Linked DNA regions of Homo sapiens: region 2 is linked to region 1. A link is a loop called in an ENCODE intact Hi-C map of the cell type or tissue named here. Cell type or tissue: ascending aorta. All regions are shown on one strand. Each heading gives the region's core, and the rest is flanking DNA. Links, peaks and the distances in the headings are about the cores only.

What was found. A loop is a pair of places that touch in the nucleus more often than their neighbours do. Peaks named below come from ENCODE experiments on the same cell type or tissue, not always from the same donor. Only the 100,000 strongest peaks of a DNase experiment are listed, where the experiment ranks them.
Region 2: a loop joins it to region 1, with 7 times the contacts of the local background. A loop is called at or near these places in 30 of 110 quality-filtered maps.

The regions. Positions count from the first base shown.
Region 1 is chr4:74,866,291-74,879,675 of GRCh38, reverse strand. LOC105377282 (a long non-coding RNA gene) reads left to right here. Exons shown (of 4, transcript XR_938886.2): 3 at 4,686-4,808; 4 at 7,669-7,926. Among named protein-coding and RNA genes, the nearest start is that of PARM1, 60 kb to the left of the region's middle. In ascending aorta, for the core only: a CTCF peak has its summit at 4,724 (motif pointing left); a DNase peak (open chromatin) is centred at 4,755; H3K4me3 peaks cover 1,968 bases; H3K27ac peaks cover 2,179 bases.
Region 2 is chr4:75,485,415-75,498,799 of GRCh38, reverse strand. RCHY1 (ring finger and CHY zinc finger domain containing 1) reads left to right here. Exons shown (of 9, transcript NM_015436.4): 4 at 4,621-4,699; 5 at 6,867-6,911; 6 at 7,018-7,076; 7 at 7,163-7,189; 8 at 8,099-8,219. Among named protein-coding and RNA genes, the nearest start is that of RCHY1, 22 kb to the left of the region's middle. In ascending aorta, for the core only: a CTCF peak has its summit at 8,444 (motif pointing right); no DNase peak of the experiment used is centred there; H3K27ac peaks cover 785 bases.

The DNA of each region.
Region 1 (13,385 bases), core at 1,718-9,717:
AATATATAAAAAGGTCTCGCTTTTTGTTAATGCCTGAGCAGGCTGGCATATTTCGTTAGTTTTCTGTCTAGAATAACAATAGATTAAAAGCATTGAGAATACCCTTGAAATGCTAAATTACATTTAGGTTCTCTTTTTGGAAGTGTGCAAAAATTGTTTTTTGAGTCTCAACTCATTTGAACAGACATACTTTATCAAAGCCAACTTGAGGTAACATTGATACTGGCCATGAGTGCATATCTTTACATATTTTATATGGTGTTTTGTTCATGTATCAAACTAAAGGCCACCCTGTTAACATTCTGGCCTATGTGCCATAATCCCAGCCTAGTTGGAGAAGCTGCTTTCCTGCCTGTTTTGTGTTCTACTCTTTCATTTGCTCATGAGATTGTGATATTCTCCTTCATATCCTTTTGACAATTGAAAGCAGAAAGTATTCTTGAATATTCTTTTCAGTGAGCTTGTGGGATAGGTAGTATTTTCTGAGGCCTGGTAATTTTCATTTCTTTTTGTGTTGATGTTTCTTCTACTACTCTGCCCTACCACAACCTCTTCCTCTGACCAAGCCCTCAGTATCCTTACTCTCTGTCCTCTTTAGCAAAGCCTTTATTGAGCAGAGGAGATAGTAAGTGTGCAGTTTGTTGTTAAGGGCTGAACTGTGTTGTCCCAAAATTCATTTGTTGCAGGCTGAACCCCCGGTACCTTGGAATGTGACTATATTTGGAGAAAAGATATTTAAAGAGGTGGCTAAGTTAAAATGAGGCTGTTAGGGTGGGCTCAAATTCACTCTGACAAGTGTCCTTATAAGAAGTGGAAATTTGCACACAAAAACAGACACTAAGGATGCGGGCACACAGAGAAAAGACCATGTGAGGACACAGCAGAAAAAATTCAGATGAAATGAATCTGAAAAATTTAGAGAAACTAGAATTTGTGGAACTTGGTGCTTGAATATGGGAGATGAGAAAGATGGAGGAAAATTAGGATATTTAGATTGTTGGCTTGAGTGGTTAGTTTCATTCTGATGTCCTTAATGGAAATGGTCACTATAGAAAGAAGAGCAGGTGCTATAGTGAAGTGCGAGGAAGGATATTCTGCCTTTGTTTAGGGACATGTTGACTTTTGCAGGGCCCATGGGACACCGTAGTGGAGCTGTCCAACAGGTGCTTGTTTATATCAGTCTGGCCTGAGGATTTAGAGTTGGAAAATTACCACCATTCAAAGGTTAGTAACACCTAAGAGCAGTTTTTTTTTTTTGTTGTTGTTGTTGTTTTGTTTTTTGTTTTTCACCCAGAGGTTGCTTGTGAGAAGAAAGAGCCACAGGCAGAAGATGGAACTTAGTGGGATACGAGCATTTAGGGAATGACCAGTGAAATAGGAGCCTAGGAAAGAGATAGAGCACAATTGTAAGAGATCTGGGTGAGTGCACAATCATGAAAAGAAAATGGACAAAGAAAGTTTCAAAATAGGGAGGGTGCAGCTCTTTTTAAAAGCTTCAATTATTGACATTCAGTTATCAACAGTGATGTAAAGAAGTTTTTAAAATGTATATGGCTTTTCCTAGTGTTCCCATGTCACATTGTGGAGATGGCTTGGTATCCTTCTTCATTCTTGGCTCTTAAAACCTGATTCTGGCTGGGTGTGATGGCTCATGCCTGTAATACCAGCACTTTGGGAGGCTAAGGTGGGCAAATCACCTGAGGTCAGGAGTTTGAGACCAGGTTGTCCAACATAATGAAACCCCATCTCTACTAAAAATACAAAAATTAGCCGGCTGTGCTCTTGTAGTGCCAGCTGCTTGGGAGGCTGAGGCAGGAGAGTCACTTGAACCTGGGAGGTGGAAGTTGCAGTGAGCCAAGATCATGCCATTACCCTCCAGCCTGGGCAACAAGAGTGAAACTTTGTCTCAAAACAAAACAAAACCACCCAAAAAAACTTGATTCTACTTAACTTCAGCATGACCCTTTCTGCCTCTAAGAAAGTCAACCAATACTGTTTTCTTCAAGCTGCACAAGGTCCCTATCCTCATCTTTACTCCTGAAACTCTATTGGCTTAAGATTTGGTCTTGCATTAGGAATTCAAGAATCTGGTATCTTAACCTAAGCCAATGTAATAATAATGTTCTCCCTACTGACATACAAGTGGCCAAGAAACATATGAAGAAGTGTTTCACATTACTAATCATTAGAGAAATGCAAATAAAACCACAATGAGATATCATCTCACATCAGTCAGAATGGCTATTATTACAAAGTAAAAAAGCAACAGACGCTGGTGGGGCTGTGGAGAAAAGGAAATGCTTATACACTGTCAATGGGAATGTAAATTAGTTCAGCTGCTGTGGAAAGTAGTTTGGAAATTTCTCAGAGAAACCTAAAGCAGAACTACCATTTGACCCAGCAATCACATCACTGGGTATATATCCAAAAGAAAACAAATTTTCCTACCAAAAAGGTACATTTACTTGCATGTTTATTGCAGCACTAAGACATAGATCAACCTAGGTGCCCATCGACCATGGATTGGATAAAGAAAATGTGGTACATATAAACCATGGAATGCTAGGCAGCCATAAAAAAGAATGAAACCATGTTCTTTGTAGCAACATGGATGCAGCTGGAGGCCATTATCCTAAGAGAATTAATGCAACAGAAAATCAAATACCACATGTTCTCACTTACAGGTGGGAACTAAACATTGATACTTACAGACACAAAGATGGCAAACAACAGAAACTAAGGACTACTAGAGGGGGGAGGTAGGAAGAGGGACAAGGGTTAAAAAGCTAACTATTGGATACTATGCTCAGTATCTGTGTGGTGGGATCATTTGTACTCCAAACCTCAGCATCATGCAATATACCCAGGTGAAAAACCTGCACATATATCCCCTGAACCTAAAATAAAAGTTGAAAAAAAAAACTTCCCTTGAATATGTTAGCTTATTTTTGCAATTCCTGATTTATTTCTGGTTTTTAAGGAATTACAGAATCTTAGAGTTGGAAGAACTTTCATGGATCATCTTTCTCCATGAAAGTCTTAAACCCCGAAGTTTAAGAGCCCCTTTTAGAATATTCATGCCAAAATAATTACTCAGGCTGCTCAAAACCTTTCATGAGCTCATTGCATTCCAGGCAACCCTTCCATTGTTGATTGGATCTCATGGTAATTTTTGAACATGGCCTTGACTAGCCCACAGTGTACCTTTGTGGGAATTGGAAACAGGTGCTCCCTGGGGGTATATGAAAATCCTGGCAAGTTATGACTTTCACTCATTGAATCTAGTTCTGTGAACTACAGAGGGAAGGATAAATTCCATTTTTTTTATGAAAGAGTCATTCAGTATTCAAAGAGAACTATCATATTGTTACCTAAGTCTTCTCTTCAGGGGAACCTTCATTCCTTGTAGAAAGGACATGATTTTGATACTCTACTGCTTTGTTCTAGATGGAGTCCAGTTTGTCATTGCTCCTCTGAATTGAGCAAAATATTCCAAATGTGTTCTGATTGCGAGGTAGAAGTTTCCTGTAACTACACTCACTGTATTTCTACGAGTGTAGGCCGAAAGAACATTCACTTTTTCTATTCTGCCAGCTGAATTGCCCAATTGTTTAAAGGGAAACTTGAAGTCATGTAAAGAACGTGGCTTAATGAACCTCATATACTGTACAATTTAATTTTTGATTGTAGGTTCAGGACTTTTTCCTGATCTCCATTTTTTTTAATACTCCCTTATTAGGTGTTTTAAGAAGGGATTATTACTCAACAGATGTTAGTATCCTTACTCTCAAATAGTAGACTACTTATTCTTTGTTTATATTTTTGTTGTTCATATAGATGTTTTTATGATAAGAGCACTAATATTTTTAACAAATCCTTCTAATTGGCCTCTGCAAATTCTAGACTAAAGTCTCAGTTCAATTTCATAATGGTAACAGGAGTACGAGGCACCCTTGTGTTGTTACTTCCTTTTTATCTGTACTTTGCTCAGGTAGCTGCACTAGTAAACTGAATAGAAACTCCAATTGCATTTGGCTGGTGCAGCTGTGGCATCACTGTGCTAGCTATCATGAAGCTTTCTGCATGTCTCAGGCATCTTGAGAACAGCTCTACCATATCTTTGGAAACTCCAAATGCATTAGAGTCTGGAATATCCTTTCCTCAGAGACAGGAAAAGGAGGCAAGGAAGTATTCTTTCCGCTAAAGTCAGAATAAATAATAATGACTGTCTAAGGTCAATGTGGAGGGGTATCTCACAGCAGCCACTCTTCTTTGCTTGGTGACTTCCTGTTTAGCTAGTAAATAGGAAAACCCAAAGACATTAGTGAAAGTATTTCATTTTACCCAGACTTTGCCTCATTGTGAGCTGGTGAGCAAGTACAGGGGTTCACATAAAATGTTTGGCTGCTTCCAGAGAAACCAAAACCTACTTCAGAAAAAGATCAGCAGTGAGACCAATGTGTGAAGAGAACTTTAGGAAAACATAAAGCAAAACAGATTAGTGGCTCTCAACACCAGGTCCAATGAAAGGCAAGTGTTCCTCCAATGTCTTTGTGCCTGATCTGATTGATAATATTTATTTATTTTTTGTTTATATGATAGGCCCAATCTTCCTAGTTGCCCAAGGAAAAACCAATGGCTAAGTATATAAGGCTAAATAAGAGTGGATTCCTCTTCTCCTCTAGGTCTTGTTCAGTTTGCTGTGTTCTCTACTGCCATCTGGTGGTCAAGAAGGATCAATCACTGCCCTTGCAATGAAGAACTCTATGAAAGCGAAGGCTTGGCCATTTTGTGTTCAGCTCCTTCCAGTAAATACTCCATGGCATGATTATTTATTTTTCCTTTTCTCTTATTCATAAATCAGAGTGGCTGTTTGAACTTAACCACCCTTATCAAAATCTTTAAAAATATTTAAAATATTTTGACCCAGTGCTTCCACTTTTATAATCTCAAAGAAACATAAGCAGACAGATTTATGTATGAGCATGTTTCTCAAAGTGTTATTTATAATAGCAAAATTGGAACTACCACAAATGTTCAAAAATAGGAATTGTTAAAATTGGAGTGTTCTGTACCACTATTCACTCACGCTTTAGAAGAACATTTAATGACATGGGAAAATGTTTATAATATATTATGAAGTGAACAAACACAGTTAAAAAGCAAGTAAAACTTCACAATCTCCATTTTGGCTTTCTGTGTATTTCCTCCTTTCAAAGGCATGAACATATAATACTTTGGGAACCAGAAAGAAATGCCACCATAAATATTTTATAAATATGGTTACCTGCATGGTAGAGTATCAGTATCAACTTTTTTTTTAAAGTAACACGTCTTTTAAGATATCTATCCTAGAACTTTATTAAAAACATACTTCTACAGAATATCAGTGCAAAGGATCGTGAACAATTGCTTTAGTGTTCTTGGGATCAGGAATAATCCAGGAAGCCAGAGCATGCAGCTGCCACTTCAGGTTTGCTAATGAGTCTTGTGGCTAAGATAAAAAGCATGTTATTTGTTGCATGACCCTAAAGAGTTATTAATTTGTTCTAAGGCTTATATTTTGCTCCCAAGAGTTGTTGGTGGGGATGTGGAAGATGATGCAATTCAAATCACTGTGCAGTATGTGCAGTAACCAGAGCTCTATTTTATAATTGGACACAGTCCATTTCTTAAAGCTTTTTCAAGACATAGCTTTGAGATTTTTCTTTGTACAATGAAAAGGTACACAGAGACTGCTTTGCTTGCTTCACTGGGTAATTAGCCCACAAAGAGAAGATTGAAGGTGCTCTCACGGGTTTCTTTAAATGGAGCTAAGAGCAGCTGCCCTTGGGTCCTAGGAGCAGCTGTGTGGCTAGCCAAACCCAGCTAGAAGGTGTTCCTCCTACAGAGCTTTCTGTTTCACATTTGTTCACTTAATACATTTGGACACAATTTCCATATACATGGTTAACATGTCACTTCTGTCTACCCTAAGGGCACCAGGTGGTAGCTCCAAGAAGAGGAAATCATTTTCGGAGTTCCCTGCTGGCTCAATCAACACTTTTCACTTCTCCTAATGAGATGGTTAACCTGTTTTTTTCATTTAGCCATTTGGTCAACAAAACTTTAATGGCTGTTATAGAGTAGTTTATAATTTCCACACTTACAGGCATTAACACCATTACTATTAGATTGGGAAACAGAGATTCGACTAATCCTCCAGCTTAAGCTGAAAACATATCTCCATAGAGATTTTTCACTGAATTAATTCTACTAAATTCTTGGGTCAAACACAGTTAATGTTTCTGCTTAGTCATTTTTAAAGAAAAGAAATGAAATCTGGCTGGTATACATTAACCCGTGTGTGCTTCTTAAATAAATTTACAAATATAAATGGACTCAAACATTAATCAGACTATTATCTTAACATATTAAAAAATAAATTTACATAGCACACTGTATTAAAGTGAGTATTACAAACTTTTAGTTCTAAAGTAGTTGTTTCTCTTTGGCATGTTTCATTGGGCATGTTCCAGGAATTCAGTAAGTCCTCAAAGGTTGTTTTTCTGTATTGGTGCTACTTTCTTTTATCTAAGTAAAACATATTCTCAAAATAACATGCACTGGGAAGTATGATTCGATGCACAAATACTGCTTTACACATAGCTTTTGGGGACTATAATACCAGTTCTGTGATTGTCATAAAGATCTTTAAGATGTGGTAGGTGGAGTTATCAGTGTCAGAGTTACAGAAAATCAGGGACAGAAGAATTTGCTTTTTGAATTTAGAACCTTGTTAAGCCTTATCTATTTTGACTTCAAATATGATTTCAACCTTTAAGAAATTGCTTCCATTGTCCTTTCTGCCTAATGCACTTGGCTACTTTCTGAGGCTTATCATTCATCAAAATTTTAAGAAAATAATTTCCTTTTTTATTTGAATCAAGAAGCCTATGCAGAAAAAAATACTTTTCGTAAGTGTCTTGAGCTTAAGTTATTAACCTAGAACTTTAGATATTAGTAGTACATAAATTGGAAATAACAAATTAGCTACATTTAAATGGATTTATTCCAAGGCTTTATAAATTGATGAATAAAGTGGGCAAAAGTATATAGACTCATAAGATATGTTAACATAATAATAGTTCCAATATATTGGATCCCACTACAGATTGTTTTCTGCATTGAACCAGCTATTTATATACATAAATATCATTTAAAGTATTCCCTTGCCCCAAACTCTCCTTATCTAGTTAACAGTGCTATCCAATAGAACTTTCTGTGATGACAGAAAAATTTTACTTCTAGCTACATATGGCCATTGAGGTCTTAAAATGTGACTACTGCAACTGAGAAACTGAATTTTTAGTTTTATTTAATTTTAATCAATTTCAACTTAAATAGCCACATGTAGCTAATGGCTACTATATCTGATAGCACAGCTTTAATGCATTAGCTGGCTTTATTATCTTCAGAGTACTAGGCACAAACTATGATTATCTTTTTAGTTTCCTTGTTTCCTAATTATCTGTCTTCTCCTTGCTAGGCTGTAAACTCCCAGAAGGACCTGGTCTGTCTTTTTCACAGCTATATTATTATAATCTAGGACAGAGCTTGGTGTGTAATAGATACTCATGTTATTTATTTAAAATGCACATGTGTGTTATTATTATGTCTATGTTACAGATGATGAGGAACAAAGAGGGAACAACTTTTAAAAGATGACAGGGATTCAAACACAGGACTGTTTGACTCAAGCTCCAAATCCTTCCATTCTACTAGTTGGCCATAACTACACCCACGACTGCACTTCAGACTCCTGATAACCAAGCCCCAAGAATGGAAACTGTTTTAGTGGGATTAATACCCAAAGCTGACTAGAAGTTCCCTGATCCACTTTTGTTGCTAGCATTCTGGGCAGGAATCTTTCAAGCCATTGAGTTAAGGCATTCTCCCAGAAGTTTGAATGTACACATATTACTGTCAAGGAATAATAGTTTAACATATAATTTCCCAGATTGTTCATAGTACTTAAGAATTCTAGTGCTCTTTCAGGCATGGTGGCACACGCCTGTAGTCCCAGCTACTTGAGAGGCTGAGGTGGGAGGATCACTTGAGCCCAGGAGTTCAAGGTTACAGTAAGCTATGATCGTGCCATTGCACTCTAGCCTGAGAGACAGAGACTCTGTATCAATTTAATAAGAAGAAAAGGAGTTTTAGTGCTCCTTAAGATATAGTGAATTGCTCTTTTAGGAAGAGAGAAGTTCCAAAAATGTTTTTTCTAAAATGTATTTACAATGTATATGTTAAAAACAAATTACATACATTTTCTTGGCTGTTCTTGTTATTTTTAGATTATCTGCTTAAAACAAAGTGTGCCAAAAGTTTTAGGAAGCTACATGTAGAAACCCCTGAGGTTTGATTTATGCACTGATGCAGAGTGAGGACTTAGAAATACCTCTTTAGGTTAATGTAGGCAATCCAATTAAGATTCCTTGTCTATGTTGTCTGGAGTGGTAAACTTGCAACAAATTTGTGATATTATCACAATGTAATGAGTTAAACACTCATATTATACAAATGTATTCCTTATGAGGTGTAAGCCTCATAGTTTATGTAAATAAATCAAATCTTTAGAAAGTGAACAATTGTAGCCTTTGCTGTCTTAAAAGGTGAGAATTGTGCTTTTCAATATGAAATAAACCTTATCAATGGCAAAATGTAGAACCACCTAAATATTGAGAAACTTTTGTTTTATGTTATCTTTGCTATAATATACCTGTGCAAAATAAGGTTTCCATAGAATGTTGTACTGGAAACAAAATACAGGATAGGCATAAGACTAGATCCGACAAATGCTCTGACATGACAACAGCACTTCTAATACCAAGCAGTGTATATATATATATATATGACATAAAATAGTATTTTCATTTAAAAAATAACAAAAATATAAAAGTATTGATGCTTTGACTTGACATATATTGTCTTTGACATTTCCTGGTGGGGGTCTGGGATGCTAAGGGCACTGAGGAAGGTTTGGCCTGGCTCAAGTCCTAATCCTTCTCATGAGGGGGCAAGAACCAGATCCGGGGTTGGAGTCATTGGATGCTTAAGTGGAATATCTTGCACATGGTCATCAGGAGGGCTTTTCAGTTTGGAGGTTGAATGTCAGCCAAAGTTCTTAGAGTACATAAAGAGTCAAGCAAGAGAAACCAAATTTGATAACATCAAAGGTCAGAGCAGTCTCAAAAATTGGAGAGAGCTGAAAGTGGCAATTTATCGTAATGAGAGCAAGCCTAGAAACAAAGTAGATTGAAGCTCGTAGGTAAATGCATGAGCTGGGGGTGTTTTATTTTAATTGAAATAAAGATGTAGCAGTTGGCAGTATTGAGATTCGAACCAATCTGATAATTCAAACCCTTCCTCCTCTTCTCATTATAGGATTCAAATTCTTCTTCCATTTCTCACTATAGAAACCTTGTTGAGACGCACTTTCCTTTTGCTGGTAATAGTAGTCTCCATCTCATAGGCAGACTGTGAAGATTAAATGATTAAAATGGCATAAATCATTTAGCCCAGCATCTGTTACAGGTTGGTGCTCCATAAATATTGGCTGCTATTACTAAGGCAAGGAAGATTCTGGGCTGTCATCATGAACAGAACCAGATGAATCTAGGATAATGTAATAGTCACACATGTGCTTGGAATCAGACATAACTTGGAAAAGTTACTCAACTCTTCTTTTCTTTAGCAAAACAGAGATAATAATTACCTCACTGGTTAGCTGTGAAGGTGAAGTTAAATAATGTATATAAAATGCTTAGCACTTCACTGCCTGTTACAGGGCTAAAGCTCCATGAATGGAAGGCCCGTGGCCTGATTTCATTGGCTGTCAGCCATAAGGTGGACAGGCTTAAATGTAAAGAATTAGATCAACACTTTACAACTTGGCAAAAGCCAATGTGTGCTGATCCACGGCTTGGAAAACCTCATTTTCAAAGTTCTTCAGGCTGGTATGTCAGTGCTATACAAATGTACAAGAGACTTATGATTCCTAGAGCTACAGTAACATCTCATTATTGGAGTTGTTTTTCCTACTGCCCCACCTTAATGCAGTCTGAACATTTATTTGGGTTGCATGAAACACCATATTATCAAGGTCACAATTAAGTAAGGTTTTCAGATATGCCAATATTTTATTTCAAGTTCCACAAAAAGCTGATATTTTATAGAAAATGGCTGGAGGAAACATAGGGTCTCTCCCTTTTTGACAATTGCTATTTTTTTACTTTCATTTACTTTAAGAAGTTTATGACTTAAAAGAATAGAATTAGTAGAAAAGGAATCTAGCAAAAATGCGATGAGCAGTTTGCTGAATGTTGAGAATTCTCTCTGGTTAATTAAGGGGAAAAAGATGTTATGTTTAATGTTACACTTCAGAACTTTTGCATCTGTGCAAGACGCATAGAACCTCATCCTTGACTATGTAAGAATACTGGACATTGTAAAGGGCATGCCACTATTACACCATCCCTCGGCTGAGAAAACTCACTCGATTCTTCAGATATTCTCAAAGCATCCAGCTTGTATATATTTTGCTTTTGATTGTTTACATAAATCATTAGCGTGAATGTTACCAGTGTCATAATAGCCTTAAAAATAATTGATTTTTTGTTTATATGACATAGTATAATGGTTTAGATTTGATTTATTTTTAAAAACTCTAAAAAAGTCATTTTGAGTTTTTAAAATAACTTTTCCCTCCAAAAATTTATTTAATAATATAAATTAAAGCCCCTGTGGAGGCTTTGTAATGTGTCACATTTGTAATGCGATTAGGCTAGATTACATTTCCCAGAATTTGCTCTCCTTTATGTTTCTGCTTCTGGCTGTATCTGTAGATTCCAGAATGTTTTTGCTGTTCCCCATCTTTCAGCCATCTTTCATTCGCAACTGCCAGGTAATATTCTTGTAAAAATAAAATTCATATATGTGTTTGTGTATGTATATATATGTAGAAATTTTCTATATATACTTTATTCTTTCTCTAGTGGTCTACTTGTCTGACTAAATCTTGAGACAGTCCTCCTTCACCAATTCTAGCCTTTTCTCCAGAGAGACTTACAGCTACTAGTGTGGTGCAGCCATATAGATTTTTCTTTCTGTGCATACCCCTAAACATTGCCCAACACGTTTCTCACTGTGCTGAGTGCTTTCATGTGATTTAAAAAAGAGGATAAAGGCTAATATTGTTTATATTATCTTTTTGAAGTGTCATTTCATTGTTATCAATCTGTACTTATCTGTACTTATGTTTCTCAGTTTTGTGTGCTGAGCTGATATTTCCTCTTTTTGCTTGCAGTTAGTCTAATTAAGATGTTCTCTTAGTTAAAGTTTCTTCCCCATTTCTTAGGGATTGTTTATTCAGTTACCTTTGAAACCACTGAATAGATAGGTCATCTGGATTCAGAATGATCATTGAAAAGATGCATCTGCCTATTAATTAGCTTTCTGTTTTTGCTAAGTGGTTTATATATACTACTTCTGTTCACGTTTGGGTTTTATATTTTTCACTCCATTGTTTAGGTCAAGGGTGAGCATTCAAAATTTGAGATATGGAAAAATAGCCATTCATGTGTGTCTTACTTTCTTTGATTTATCTTGTTTCCAGCCTTTTCAGCCTCAGTGGAGGTCCATGGTTTGGGTATAAAATAAAATCATATTATTGAAAATCTGAATTATGTAAGACATAGGAGTAAGTACTGCGGGGAAATATAGGAAATTAATTTAAAAATCTCTGTTCTCTAGTTTATAATCTAGTTAGGAAAAATAAGGCATAAATATGCAACAATCTAATTCATAGCAAAAAACCTAAATTACAGCTACAAAAATTAATGAGATGTTACACAATGACATACGATGAATTGCCACATTACAGCAGAAGATTAAGAGATGTTGTTTTCAATTGGTGTTGGGAATATGGGTATAAGAATAGAGGGTGATATAGGAGAATAAGCCAAGAAACTTCTTCAAGCTCTTCATTGCCATCTTCTATCCCCCAACTGACTGAAAAGCACTGGTTAAAAGAAAAGCACATTAATTTTTTTTCAGCAAAACCAAATATCTCCTTTTCTAGTATGTCTCATCTTTGTTTCATATCTCTCAATAGCTTTCTCCTTTATCTTGAGTTTCTTTCCAACTGTCCAAACTCCAAAGACTTCAAGTTTCAAAACCACATTCACTTATATTCAGCAATAGAGCATCAATCTACTTGCTTTCTTCTAATGATAGGTTTTTCATAATTTATTTTATTTTATTTTATTTTTTATTTTTTGAGATGGAGTCTCACTCTGTCACCCAGGCTGGAGTGCAGTGGTGCCATCTCGGCTCACTGCAACATCTGCCTCCCCAGTTCAGGCGCCTCCCAGCTCAGGCGATTCTTGTGCCTCAGCCTCCTGAGTAGCTGGGACTACAGGCATGCACCACCACGCTTGGCTAATTTTTGTATTTTTTAGTAAAGACAGGCTTTCATCATATTGGCCAGGCTCGTCTTGAACTCCTGACCTCATGATCTGTCCACCTTGGCCACCCAAAGTGCTGGGATTACAGGCGTGAGCCACTGCTCCTGGCCTCATAACTATTTTTAATTTTACTATTCAAGCTTAAATGTGCCTACGCTCCCAAATTTGATTTAATTATCTCTGGGGTGTGGCTGTGGCATTAATATTTTTACAAGTTCCAGGTTGATTTTTACATGCAGCAAGGATGGAGAAGCATTACACTAAGCATGCTTTTAGAAAAGTTGGCCTGATTATAATTGACTGCTTACATACCTGTTACCCCATTCCCCCAATTAGATTGTAAGCTTGTCGAGAAAGAGATCATCTTTGTGATAAATAAATGTATTTTGGGTAAGGGAGCTACTTTGTTAGCCCAGATCTGCAATCTATTACCTACAATTCCAAAATTCCAAATCTATGAAGAGGAAAAATGTTTCTTACCTCATTTGGAAATAAAAACCGACCTCAACTAAGATAAGGCTATTTATAGTCTTAATCGATTCCATTTAGTATGGATGTTTGTTTCACTGCAGAAGGTTAATGTTTGATTATGGGGTGCTGCCCTAGACTCTTCTAAGGGTATTACATATTTTCACACACACACACACACACACACACACACACACACAATCAAAAAAAAAATCTGAATTCTGAAACACATCTGATCCCAGAACTTCAGAGGAGATACTGTAGAGCAGTATTTATTAATGGGGGTTTAAGAGAGCTGAGGTCTTAGGGGATAAGGTAGCATTTAGAATTTACGTCAGCGGTTCTCAAACCTGATTGAATCACCTGCCAAGCTCTTAAAATCCAGCAGTGCCCTTGTATCACCTTTAAGAT
Region 2 (13,385 bases), core at 3,458-11,457, 620 kb before region 1:
AATCCATTTTGATTTGATTTCTGTGTACGGTGAGAGAGAAGCATCTAGTTTCATGCTTCTGCATATGGTATCCTGTTTTTTTCTGCACCATTTATTGAAGAGATTGTCCTTTTTCTGTTGTATATTTTTAGCACCTTTCTTGAATATGAGTTAGCCGTAAATGCATACATTTATATGTGGATTCTCTGTTCTGCATAATTGGTCTACTTGTCTCTTTTTATGCCAGTACCATGCTGATTTGATTACAATAGCTTTGTAGTATATTTTGAAGTTAGGTAGTGTGAAGCCTCTCCAGTTATGTTTTTTTTTTTTTTTTTTGCTCAGGATTGCTTTGACTATTCAGGGTCTTTTGTGGCTCCATATAAATTTTAGGATTTCTTTTCTTTCTCTTCCTTCCTTCCTTTCTTTAAATGTTTGCTATAATTCAGCAGTGAAGCCATCAGATTGTGGGCTTTTCTTTGATGTGAAACTTTTTGTCATGGCTTCAGTCTCATTACTTGTTACTGGCTTATTGAGGTTTTTTTGTGGTTCAATCTCAGAAGGTTGGATGTGTCCAGGAATTTATCTATTCTAGGTTTTCCAATTTGTGGTTAAATAGTTGTTCGTAATAGTATCTATCTTTGTATTTCTGTGGTCTGAGTTCTTACGTCTTCTCTTTTGTTTCTGGTTTTTTTTTTTTTAGTCTATTACATTTTTTTTTGATTTTATCTTTTCAAAAACACCAGCTTTTGTTTTATTGGTCTTTTGTATTGTGTTTTTAGTCTCACTCTCATTTTTTTCTGCTCTGCTCTTTATTATTTCTTTCCTTTTACCAATTTTGAGTTTGTGAAGTCTGTCCCGGGGGTAATCCAGTCATTTTTATTTTTCTCCTGTGCACGTCTTCTTTTCTTTCTTTCAAAATAGCTGCTTTTAAGATTTTTTTTCTTTGTCTCTGGTTTTGATAATTAGATTATGACATTCCATTGTATAGTTTTCTTCATGTTGCTTGTGCTTAGGGTTTGTTGAGCTTTTTGAATCCATTGGTTTATAGTTTTTTTCATTAATTTCAGGAAAGTTTTGGCTATTACTATTTCAGATGTTTTTTCGGTCCTCCTCCTTCCCCTGCTTCCTACCTTAGGGATCTCCAATTGCATGTGTTAAAAGAAAAACTTAAGACAAATTAAACTTAACAGAGTTTAAATTAAACTTAACAGAGTTTAAATTAAACTTAACAGAGTTTAATTGAGCAAAGAACGATTTGCAAGGTGGGTAGCTCCAAAATGATAATAGGTTCAGACCAACCTTGGCTCTGCCATGTGGTCAGAGAGGATTTATGGACAGACAAAGGAAAGTGACAGAAAATGAGTAAGGTATGGAAACAGCTGGATTGGTTACAGCTCAGCATTTGCCTTATTTAAACACAGTTTGAACCGAGGACTGCCTGTGATTGGATGAAACTTGGTGATTGATTGGTACTAGAGTAGGTTACTGTAGGTAAACACATCCAGTTAGGTTACAGTTAACTATGTACAGCAAAGCCTTTTAGGACGATCTTAAAATATGTAGGAGGCAGCGTTAGGCTCAACTGAACACATGTATGTTAGGTTGCTTGAAGTTGTCTCACAGCTTACTCATGCTCTGTCGTTTTAAAAAAATTCCCTTTTCTTCCTATTTCATTTCGGATAGTTTCTGTTACTGTGCCTTCAAGTTGACTAACCTTTTTGTTAGCAATATCAAACTTGCCATTAGTTTCATCAGTGTATTTTTAAATCTCAGACATTGTAGTTTTTATGTCTAGAAGTTTGATCTGGGTCTTTAAACATATTTTTCATATTTAATACTTTTTTAATGTAATGGTATACAGTTATAATAACTTTTAATGCCCTGTATTAATTCTAACATCTGTGTCTGTTCTGGGTTGATTGATTGATTATTCTTCTCATTTTAGGTTGTGTTTTTCTGCCTCTTTGTTGCCTGGTTATTGTGGGTTGGATATCAGATGTGATTTTTCTTTTTATCATGTTTAGTGCTGGGTATTTTTGTATTCCTATAAATCTTCTTGAGCTTTATTTTGGGATGCAGTTAAGTTACTTGGAAACAGTTTAGACTTTCTGGGATTTACTTTTCTAATTTGTTAGGTAGATCTACAGAAGGGCTTATCCCAGGGCTATTCTCCACTGTTGAGGCAATATCCTTCTGAATACTCCACCCGGAGCCTGCGAATTATGAGTTTCCCCAGTCTGTTTGATGGGATCAGGCACTGTTCCTAGCCATGTGTGAGTAGTACTGTTCTCATTCTTTAGAAGGTTGTTTCCCTGGCTTTGGGTAGTTTTCTTACATCCATGTGCTGATGGGTATCCTACTAAATATTTCAGAGGTTTCTCTGTGCAGCTCTCTCCTATCTGATGCTCTGTCCTATGAATCTGTCTTGGTTTCTCTAGACTGTCTCAGCTCATCATTTCAATCATGATGTCTTCCTAGCTCACCCTTAGTTCTTCTAACCTGTCCTGGCCTCAAAACTCTCTAGGCAATAAATGAGCAATTTTAGGGCTCACTTACTTTGTTTCTTATCTCTCACAGATCACTCTGTGTTGTTGCCTGATGTTCAGTGAAACTGCTGTTTCATATATTCTGTCTTTTGTCATTATTTTTTCAGATGGGAGGGTAGGTCTGATCTCCGTTATTCTATCTTTGGCAGTAGTGGAAACGTCCCTGCAGAATTTTACTTATGGAGTTTGACAGCCTATTCTAAAGTTCATTTGTAAGAGAAAATTCACAATAGCTGAGTAAATTTTGAAGGAAGGACAACGAAGAGTGGATTGCCGTTCCACATATCAAAACATGATAAAGCTATAGTAATTCAAATAGTTTGCTGTTTGTGCAGGAATAGACGAATAGATAAATATGTGTGTGTGTATATACACAGACAAATATTTATACATATGAATTTATGGCAAAAGTGACATTTCAAATCAGGAAAGGGTAGTATTAAGATAATTGATTATCCATTCGGAAACCAAAAATTGACTCTTCAAACTGTATTCATTAGAGTATGGATTTAGCATCTTGTGACAGAAACCCAAAGTAATGGTGGTTCAAGAAAGGCAGAAGTTCATTTCTCATGGAAATAAATCTGAGTTGTGTAGCTAAACAGGAACTCAGGCTCTTCTTGTTTTTTGCCTTGTCACCCATAAGATATTTTCTTGTCTCTGTAGTCTAAAATGCCTCATATTCTGGTCTGTAGAAAGGCTAGTTAGGTGAAGGGAAGGCATATTTTTCCTCTTGAGGGTACAATGCAGAATTTTCATGTATCTCTTCTGTTCCCAACGTCCAGGTATGTTGGAAAATAGTCTTTATTCAGGACAGTTCTGAATAGCTCAGTGCCTAGCTAAATACCCTATCATTGTAGAAGAAGTGGAGAATAGAAATTTAGGGACAAGTAGCAATCTAACCTTTGCCATATATAGCAAATTTCAAATGGATTAAAGAAAAATATAAAAATGAAAAGCTGTAAGTACTAGAAGTATACATAGGAGAGTCTGTTTATGATCTATAGGTTACAAAAGTTTCCTAAACAAGAGGCAGAAAGCATAAGCTATACAGGAAAATATTGATGACTTTTTACCACATAGTAATTAAAAATGGCTATATGACAAAGTTAAGAGAAATCACAGACCAGAAAAGTAAATATAAAATATGCAAATAAAAAATTGATATTGGTGATATATAAATATAATACATGCGAATGAAAACATTGATATTCATTATATAAATAACTAATATTCATGATATATTTTTTACCAGTAAATTGGTTAAAAACAAATACTTCAGTAGAAAAATGGACAGAACATATGAACAGACAATCCACAGAGAAATCCAAGTAGTTCATTAATGTACAGTCCCTGTCTCATTATTTGTGAAATGCAAATTAAAATGACATCTTTTGTTTGTCTATAATACAAGTAACCATGTTACCCAAAGTGTGGGGAACATGGTTACTCTCATGCAGTGTTGGTGGAAGTATAAATTGGTACTGTCTATTTGGAGGTCAGTTTGGCAGTATCACAATTAATGTTGCAACATCTTCTGACTCAGTAGTTTCACTTCTAGGAATCTCGTAAAAAATAATCAACATGTGAACTAAGTGATGTCTGGACAAGGATGTTTACTGTATCATTGTAGCAACTAAAGATCATAAATTATGATCTTTCTGAGGGAATATTTAAAAAAATTAGTATACATCCATGCCATTAATGTAGCTATTAAGAAGAATGAAGTGGTTCTGTGTAGACAGACATAAAATCCTCAGAATATATCAAGTGAAAAAAAGTTGCAGAATGGCATCTGTAGAAAGAATCCATTAATGTAAGAAATCAAACCCGAAATGTGTGTGTGTGTCTGTGTTTCTCTCTTTTTGCAATTTTATAGAAAAAGAAAAAAAAGCCCTAGAAGGGTAGATACCACTCTGTGTATAGTGCTTACATTTGGAGAGGGATGTTGGGGAGATAGGGATTTATCCCATATTCTCCATTGTGGCTGGAAATTTTTTTTACAGAGACTAAACTTGTGTTTTACATAATGAACAAATCATGACTGTAGTAAAAAATAATCTAATCTTTTGGCTTTCATGTGTTTTGCTAGGATTGGTCCAAAGGAAGATTTTTTCCATTGTTTGAAATGTAACTTATGCCTAGCTATGAATCTTCAAGGAAGACACAAGGTATATAATTTAGTTTGTATAATTTTAAAAATATTACAGTGTTTTTGCAATAAGCTTAACTTCTAATATGTTTTGGAAGCATGCTAATTTTCATGTATTTCCAAGTGCAACTATATTGCTTTTTTGAAAAGCAGTATTAACAAGTAGATATTTTAAAATATGTACCTCAGAATATCTGACCTACAGTTCCTTTTCTTCTCTGTAGTGTAAGAATGCTTATATCACTTACTAGCATAATGTTGGCAACTTCCAAGTTAGTTTATGGATTCTTACCATTGGTACTGCTTTTAAGAATAACTTTAAAACAGGAGAAATACTGAATGGTGTAACCTAATTAGCACAACATTCTAAGAAAATTCAGAAAATATTTTACTATTTCTTTTTATAATTAAGACATACATATTTTAAATCTGGATGTAGGAATTATGTCACAATCCCAGGCCCTTTTTCATTATTTAAAAAAAAATCTAATAAAGTATTACATTATAGTACTGATTCTATCTACTGTAAGAATTTAATTAAGAGAATGGAGGATTGGTGTAAAGTGAAGTGTAAATCGTACTTGTTCAAGTATAGGAAATTCCAGATAAGGCAGAACAGTATAAGTAGCAACATTGTAGCTGTTGAGAGAGAGAGAGACAGATAGACATTAATTGGAAAGAGACTGTTTGAAATCATTTACTTAGCAGTATAGTAGGTTCGATAGAATATAAGAATAAGAAGTTATTGCAGAAATATAATATTAGCTAGAACTTGGCCTAAATAGTAAAGTGGTGAGGAAAATTGAGATGAATAATGAACATATATGATGTGGTAATGGTATTAAGGAAAAAGAATGAGGCAGAGTAAAGATGACTCTGAAGATTTTCAGCCCCAGCTTAAGGTACTTGATTAGTAGATTGTAAATTTTTTGAAGATAAAAGATTGAGTTTGGTTTTTAAACTTGAGTTTGGGGTGATGGCAAGCTATGCTAATGGAGATAGCCAGGAGTCAATAGTATCTTATAGATTACATTTCTATGATGTTCTGGTTTCCAAAGCATGTGTAGTGTGTGTGCACACACTAATTCATTGCATCCTCACCTCAGCATTTACATTCCATCAACTCAGAGATGCCACTGATGATCAGATATGTTGTAATTGTGGGGATGTTAAAATGTATGTGTGAGGTGCACTTTAGAATCAAATGAAATATGTATTAATTTTATTTTATAAATAAGAAACGTTAAGACTAAAGTGGTGGCTAGTCCAAAATCTCAAGGGCTGGTAAATAGCAGAGCTAGGATTACAGTCTAGATTTTTAAACTTACTATTAAGCTTATTATTTTGAGGGTTTTTCTCCCCACTATACTGTCATCTTTCAAAAACTTACATCTATTTTTTTGTTATGGTTTTTTTTGTTATGTTGTTTTTCAGTTATCTTTTATTGTCTATATTACTAAGTGGTCCTGCCATCTATTAAGTGCTTCCGTTAAAAACCTGGGAGTCTTCCATGGCACAGTGCTTTCCCTTACCTCCTTGGATTTAATCAGACATTACATCTTGTCAAATTAAGAACTCTGGCTCTGAAGTTAGCCTGCTGGAGCTCCAGTTTAATTCTGCCTCTTATTAATGTGTGACTTTGGAAGTTCCTTAGCTTCTCTAGGCCTCCACTGCTTTAACTGTAAAATGGTATAACAATCATAGCCTATTTCATCTAGGATTGTGAGATTTAATTGATCTTATACAGGTACTGTGCTGAACATGGCATGTAGTAAATTTCAATAATATGAACTATTATTACCAATATTATTAGTAAGTTGAGCTTACTAATTTAGGTCACTGGCTTTGGAGTAAAACATACATAATATGCAAAGGTTCCAAATCTTATTATCTTTGGATCTTGGGTAAGTGTCTTGAATTCCTAAGTCACTTTCCTTATTTGTGAAATGAAGGTAATCTCAATAATGTTTATTGACATTTTCATTGTATCAGATAATATGCCAAGCCTGAAATAGTGTGAGATTTAAATAACTATTAAAAAACTCTTCTTACATATAAAAAGCATATATTAATGTTAGCTATTATTTTTAGTAAGTTGGTTTTGTTAATTTTTATTATTAATATTTTTATACCTGACATTTTAATCTAGTTAAGCTTTTGTTAATGTGAATTTCTCTTTTAAACAGTGTATTGAAAATGTGTCCCGACAGAATTGTCCAATATGTTTGGAGGTAGGCTTAAAATATTTTTTACTTTGGAAGTCTCAGCTCTTGAATTTAAAATACTTGGATGTTTATATTGTCTTCATACAAGCACTAACATTTATTTCATTTACAGGACATTCACACATCCCGTGTTGTTGCTCATGTCTTGCCATGTGGACATCTTTTACATAGGTAAAGTAACATCTTTTTCTCAATGATGTTTGAAAATAGTGGAGACAGTTTTTGTTTTACTAAAATAATCTTATATTTTCTTTCAGAACGTGTTATGAAGAAATGTTGAAAGAGTGAGTGTTTGGGATTTTAAAAATAATTGTAAGATGTTTGACTTTTTTGTGTGTGTGGTGTGGGGAGGTGGACAAACATTGTTACTTATACTATATTGGGCATGGCAATATTTATATTGAAATGGGTAGGGTAGATGAATATTGTTAAAACAGGACAAAGTGTCTTGGATATAGAACTACACTTTTGCCATATGTTTCTCTTAAATCTTGTCTCCTCCCACAATTTGAGGTAGTTACCTCTTTTTTTTCTGGCCATATATACCAGGAAGTGCAGTTTTTGCCAGATGCAGTTATAGTGTTGTAAAAATGCTGAAAAATATTGCCAAAAATTTGTTAGGTTGTTATATTGGCCAAGTATAGTAAACTAAAAGAAAGTAGGTGAAGTGATCATTAAAGCTAAGACTTTATTAATGGAAAAGATATTAAAATTAGATGAAAATAATTGAAAAGAGAAGACTGTATTTTGGTCCTACATATTGATGAGCAAAAATGTGAAGAGCTAGAGAGAGCATTCTTTTTTTCAAATTTTTAGAAAGGAAATAATATCTGAATAATTTTAAACAAATACAGTCTCTTTACATGAGTGTATTAAGAAATTAAGGTTGTTTAGATAAGGAGTAGCTTAATTAGTTTATAAAAATATATGAAGTGTATTCTACAAAGAATATGGACTAATTCCTCTCCATTTTAGAGTACTGAGGAAAAAGACTTAGTTTTAAATAAGTATACAGGAATTAATTTAAAAGTTTTATAGTGTGAAAGTTCCCAGGTTCCTAAGAGATTATCTTGAAATGGAGGAAAATGCCTGTTTTGAATGGTTCATGTGGCAGTTAGCCTGCATCTTCTTGTATACCTGAATTAATATATTCTTGTTTAATATTTGGAAAATAACCTTTCTATCTCTTTCAGAGGCTACAGATGTCCATTATGTATGCACTCTGCTTTAGATATGACCAGGTATTGGAGACAGCTGGATGATGAAGTAGCACAGACTCCTATGCCATCAGAATATCAGAACATGACTGTGGATGTGAGTAGAATCAATACTTAAAACTTTGTAGACTCCTTGTTGGCACTCTTATTTTTGCCCTCCTGCTTGAATTTGCCAAAAAAAAAATATATATATACTGGTTTGACACAGATGCTAATGTGATGATTAATGGAAAGCACAAAATGATTTTTAAATTTTAGTTAAGTAGCTCAGATCGGGAAAAAAAAAGTCTTAAGAATACCTTTATGTAGTTTTTCCCAACACTAGATGGCAGGCAAAAACTTCATTCTGAATTGTTTACATATTACTTGCCAGAGTCAGTCAGTAATATAACTGACTAGGGTTGGATCACTGGTGGGACTTTTTAAGTACATTTTATTTTTAATTATTTTACATTTTATTTCAGGAGAACATATTTGCTGATTTTTGAGATTACGTTTTGGTTTTTAGTGTTTATTACCCTTTTTATTCCATCTTAGACTTATTTTTATGGAGTGCACACAGGAGACCCCTTTTTCACTTCTGTTGTTCACAGAATCATAAGCAAGGAACAAATTGAGAGATAAGAGTCATAATTACAGAGAAGTCTTGATTCATGATCTTGGGAAAAAACTGTCCACACTAAAATGCTGCTTGCTTCTGGGGAGAAACTTTCCTGGTTAACTTTGTCTTAAGGTCTCTCATGGGTGTCCACTTCCAAGAGTGTGGAGGGTCCCTTCTGAAATGTGAGATAATGAACCTAAGTTCAAAGTCCAGAAGCTTTAGTGTAGGTGGAAAAGGCAGTCTTTCTCTGATGTTGTTCTCAGAGACCCAGTCTCCAGATTCTAGATTGTGAAGGGTTTGATTGTTCTTAGTCATTGGACCATCAAAATTTTCTTTACTTGGTGAAAATACACTTTGGCATAATGCATAAAAGCCTTGCGGCATTTAGTCATATCAGAGTTTGGTAGTGGAAGATACATGAGATTCTATTTATTATTAGGTATACAGGCCTTCCAGTGATTATTTCGTAAGGGGTCAACTTACGTTTTCCACTCCAAGGGGATCTGATTACCATCAATCTGCAATATCTTTGACCAAGGCAATCCAGTCAATTCAGTTAGTTTTGCCTAATGCTATTGTATCTGTAGTATCTTATTTAACTATTTTACAACTTATCCAGTGAAATAAGTACCTGTGTCACTGGAGATTTCTCTAGGAATGTCCCATGAGAGAAACACATTTTATAATAACCTTTTAGGTACTGTAATAGAGTTAACCCTCTTGCATGGGATACCTTCTATACAACCAGAAAACATGCATTCAAAATGACAATTGAATGTAATCCTTCTATAAATACTTAAATGGCCCATCAGGTAGCAGAAATGTACGTGAAGTTTTGATTGTCTTCCCAGGATTATGGTTTCGACAAAGCAAACATTGGTCATAAATTATTTTAGCAATTTAGCAATATATATAAATTTTATATATACATGTAAAATTTGGAATATTTTATCTTTTCCATGATGAGCCATGGAATGCAGACTTTTTTTTTTTGTTTGTTTTAGACAGAGTCTTGCTCTTGTTGTGCAGCCTGGAGTGCAGTGGCACAATCTCGGCTCACTGCAACCTCTGCCTCCAGGGTTCAAGCGATTCTCCTGCCTCAGCCTCCCAAGTAGCTGGGATTACAGGTGCCCGCCACCACACCTGGCTAATTTTTGTATTTTTAGTAGAGTCGGTGTTTCGCCATGTTGGCCAGGCTGGTCTTGAACTCCTGACCTCGTGATCCACCCGCCTCGGTCTCCCAAAGTGCTGGGATTATAGGAGTGATGAGCCACCTTGCCTGGCTGGAATGCAGAACTTTTAATAATGGAAGCTTTAAGGATTTAGGAAGGGCCAGGTGGCTGTCCAGGTTCTCCATGAGTCCATGCTTAACATTGGATTTGTGTCCTCTTAAATACCAGGTTAGGTGCCTACCACTGATAACTGAAGGGTTATTATAGGTAATTTGACTTGGATTGTGGAATTGATTGAAATCTAAACAATTTCAGTACTGGCTGCTTTAGTGTGAAAATCTGGCAAAGTATTTTCTTGGTATTCAATCAATTTTTATCCTGCTTGGGTTGGCAGTTTTATAAACCAGTCAGTCTCTCCATTAGAGTTCTAGGAATTGTTATCCAGTCCAAGTCCTAAAGTTGTCAGAAGTCTATATTTAAGAGAGTTTGTCAGGGTCCTTTTCATCCTTTCATGAACCTCCTTGAAGACACAGTACTGTAGGATTTTGCTTGCTTGTCTAGTTTTCAGAGAAACTGCATCAGAATTAAGCAGTTAACTGTGGAAACAACTTAAAATGGTTATAGTTAAAGACATGATTGACAAGGAAATTTGGTTATTTCTGTGGCCTGCAATAACACAGTAACCATAATTAAGACTGATAGCATATACCCCGACATAAAGAATTTTAGAATCTCATATAATTTTGGAATAAATCTTAATAAAAATATAACACAAAGGTTAAATATCATTTCTTATTTGACAGTGCTTCCTATGTAATTTAACAGATCAAATAATCATTTTTTTCTCTTTTGAATACCGCAGGGGCCCTTTGTAGCATGCCAAAGTTAGAGGTAAAAAAAAAAGACTTAATTTTGAAGTTGAAATTTGATTTTGGGAAGCTTGTCAAGTGTGTCGAAGATTTAAAATACTTGACCAAAATAGGATCACATTTATATATATGAATATATATATGAATATATATATTATGAATATATATTATGAATATATATATTATGAATATATATTATGAATATATATATTATGAATATATATTATGAATATATATATGAATATATATATTATGAATATATATATGAATATATATATTATGAATATATATATGAATATATATTATGAATATATATATGAATATATATTATGAATATATATATGAATATATATATTATGAATATATATGAATATATATATTATGAATATATATGAATATATATATTATGAATATATATATTATGAATATATATGAATATATATTATGAATATATATATGAATATATATATTATGAATATATTATGAATATATATATTATGAATATATTATGAATATATATATTATGAATATATATATTATGAATATATATGACTATATATATTGTGAATATATATATGACTATATATATATTTATATATAGTCATTTATATAGCCAATATGAGAATTAACAGGTTTTAAAAAGCAAAAACCTTTACTCTTCGAAACTCAGTTTTCTAAACAATTAAAAGTCCTGAGACAGCGTGAGACAAAATCTGTTTCCCCTTGTCTCCTCTTTTTATTGTTTGAAATTTACCCAAAAGTAAACAAAAATATTTAACTGTCTTATTAATACTACATGAAATCTTTGTTCAAGAGAGAAAACCAGATTTTACTTTTGTATTGTTAGGACTAAAGCGAATTTTAATAAAACCTTGTAAACAAATCCATCCAATCTGTCAGTTTTTTACCACGTAAGATTTCCATAAATCTTTTATATTCCCTTATAAACTTTTAAAATTCTTTCTTTTGAACGTTCTGTATTTTAATCTACACTTTTTTATTCCTTCAATTTGAAACAACCGTTAAGTAACTTCAAACTAGACCAAAATTTTTTTTTTAGACGGAGTCTTTCTCTGTCACCCAGGCTGGAGTACAGTGGAGCAATCTTGGCTCACTGCAACCTCTGCCTCCAGGGTTTAAGCAATTCTTCTGCCTCAGCCTCCCGAGTAGCTGGGACTACAAGCGCACACCACTACGCCTGGCTAATTTTTGTACTTTTAGTAGAGACGGGGTTTCACTGTATTGGCCAGGCTGGTCTCAAACTCCTGACCTTGTGATCTACCCGCCTTGGCCTCCTTGGCCTCCTGAAGCTGAATTTTTTTAAATACATGCCTTTGCAACTTGTCTTACCAAAAGTATATCTTGCTTGTTTTTACACTCCTTATAGGGAATTGTTTTTCTTACATCTAGTAGTTTTAATTACATATATTAACTACAGTTTTAACTCTTAGTAATCCTAATTTCCAGTGAAAACCCTAGGAAGTAATTTTGAACTGTTTTGTATCAGTATTTATAGATGGAAGCCATTTTAATTTTTTGGAAGGATGTTTCCTTAAATTATTATTTATTAAGATATCTAAATATATTTAGTTTTTCTATACTATATAAAAATAAGATGCCAAAGTATATAAACTTAAACTTATAATTAATGTTTTAGCATTTTAACTTATAAATGACTTAAAAGTTTTATGATTATTTACTTAAACATATGACTATAAGATTTTAAATTACTGAAAAAAAATTTGAAATTAGGACACAGATGTACCCTCCCGAATGTTTTCTCAGTCATCTTGAGTCTCAAGTAGTCATATGTCAACCAGGAGGGCTATGAAGGGCAGAGCCTGTCTGAGTCCTGAATTTACGTACCACTTACAGAGCTTTGAACAGAAGACAGAGCTGTAAAGATGATGCTTGGAGGATGGAACCCCTCCTAGAATAGCCAGGAGGCAAAGCTAAGACAGGGAAGAAGAAGCTCTAGTGGGCTTGATTCTGCTTTGTAGCTACAGGTCTAGGCACTGAGAACATGTACCCAGGTCTCACCTAGCCAGACTTGAGAATCTAGAGGTTCAAAACCCAAAACAAGCTCACAGTCAAATCAAGCAAGTGTTGAATTATATTCAACAGACACCTCTGAAGCCATTCCTATTTACTAACAATATAAAAACTGGCTTTATTTACCAAATGTTATCACATACACATAACACCTATAGGAATACAGACACAGACAGAAGCAGATCTTAGAGCTTTCCTAAAGGATTCTCATTTGCTGGCTTTTAAATAGTTTTTCTATTCACCATTCAGACTATCAGTTTACCAATTAACCTGTTTCATTGCCCTAAGCAATTGTTAGCTAGGCAGCCCTAAATATGCATTTCTAAAGGGCCAATTCTTAGGTCAAACAAGGTAGAAAATGTATATCTCAAAAGCACACAGCTAAGACTTTAGACGTAAATATTGTACCATCATTTGCTCAAACCAAGGAAAAAATGGTGTGAGTAAAAGTTAAGACAAGATGGCCAGTCACCTTAAACAAAGGTATGACTTACTATATAAATTTAAAATAGTGATAAGAGTTCCTAATGTACACAGACACCTTTACAAATGTAAATTTCCTTTATAGA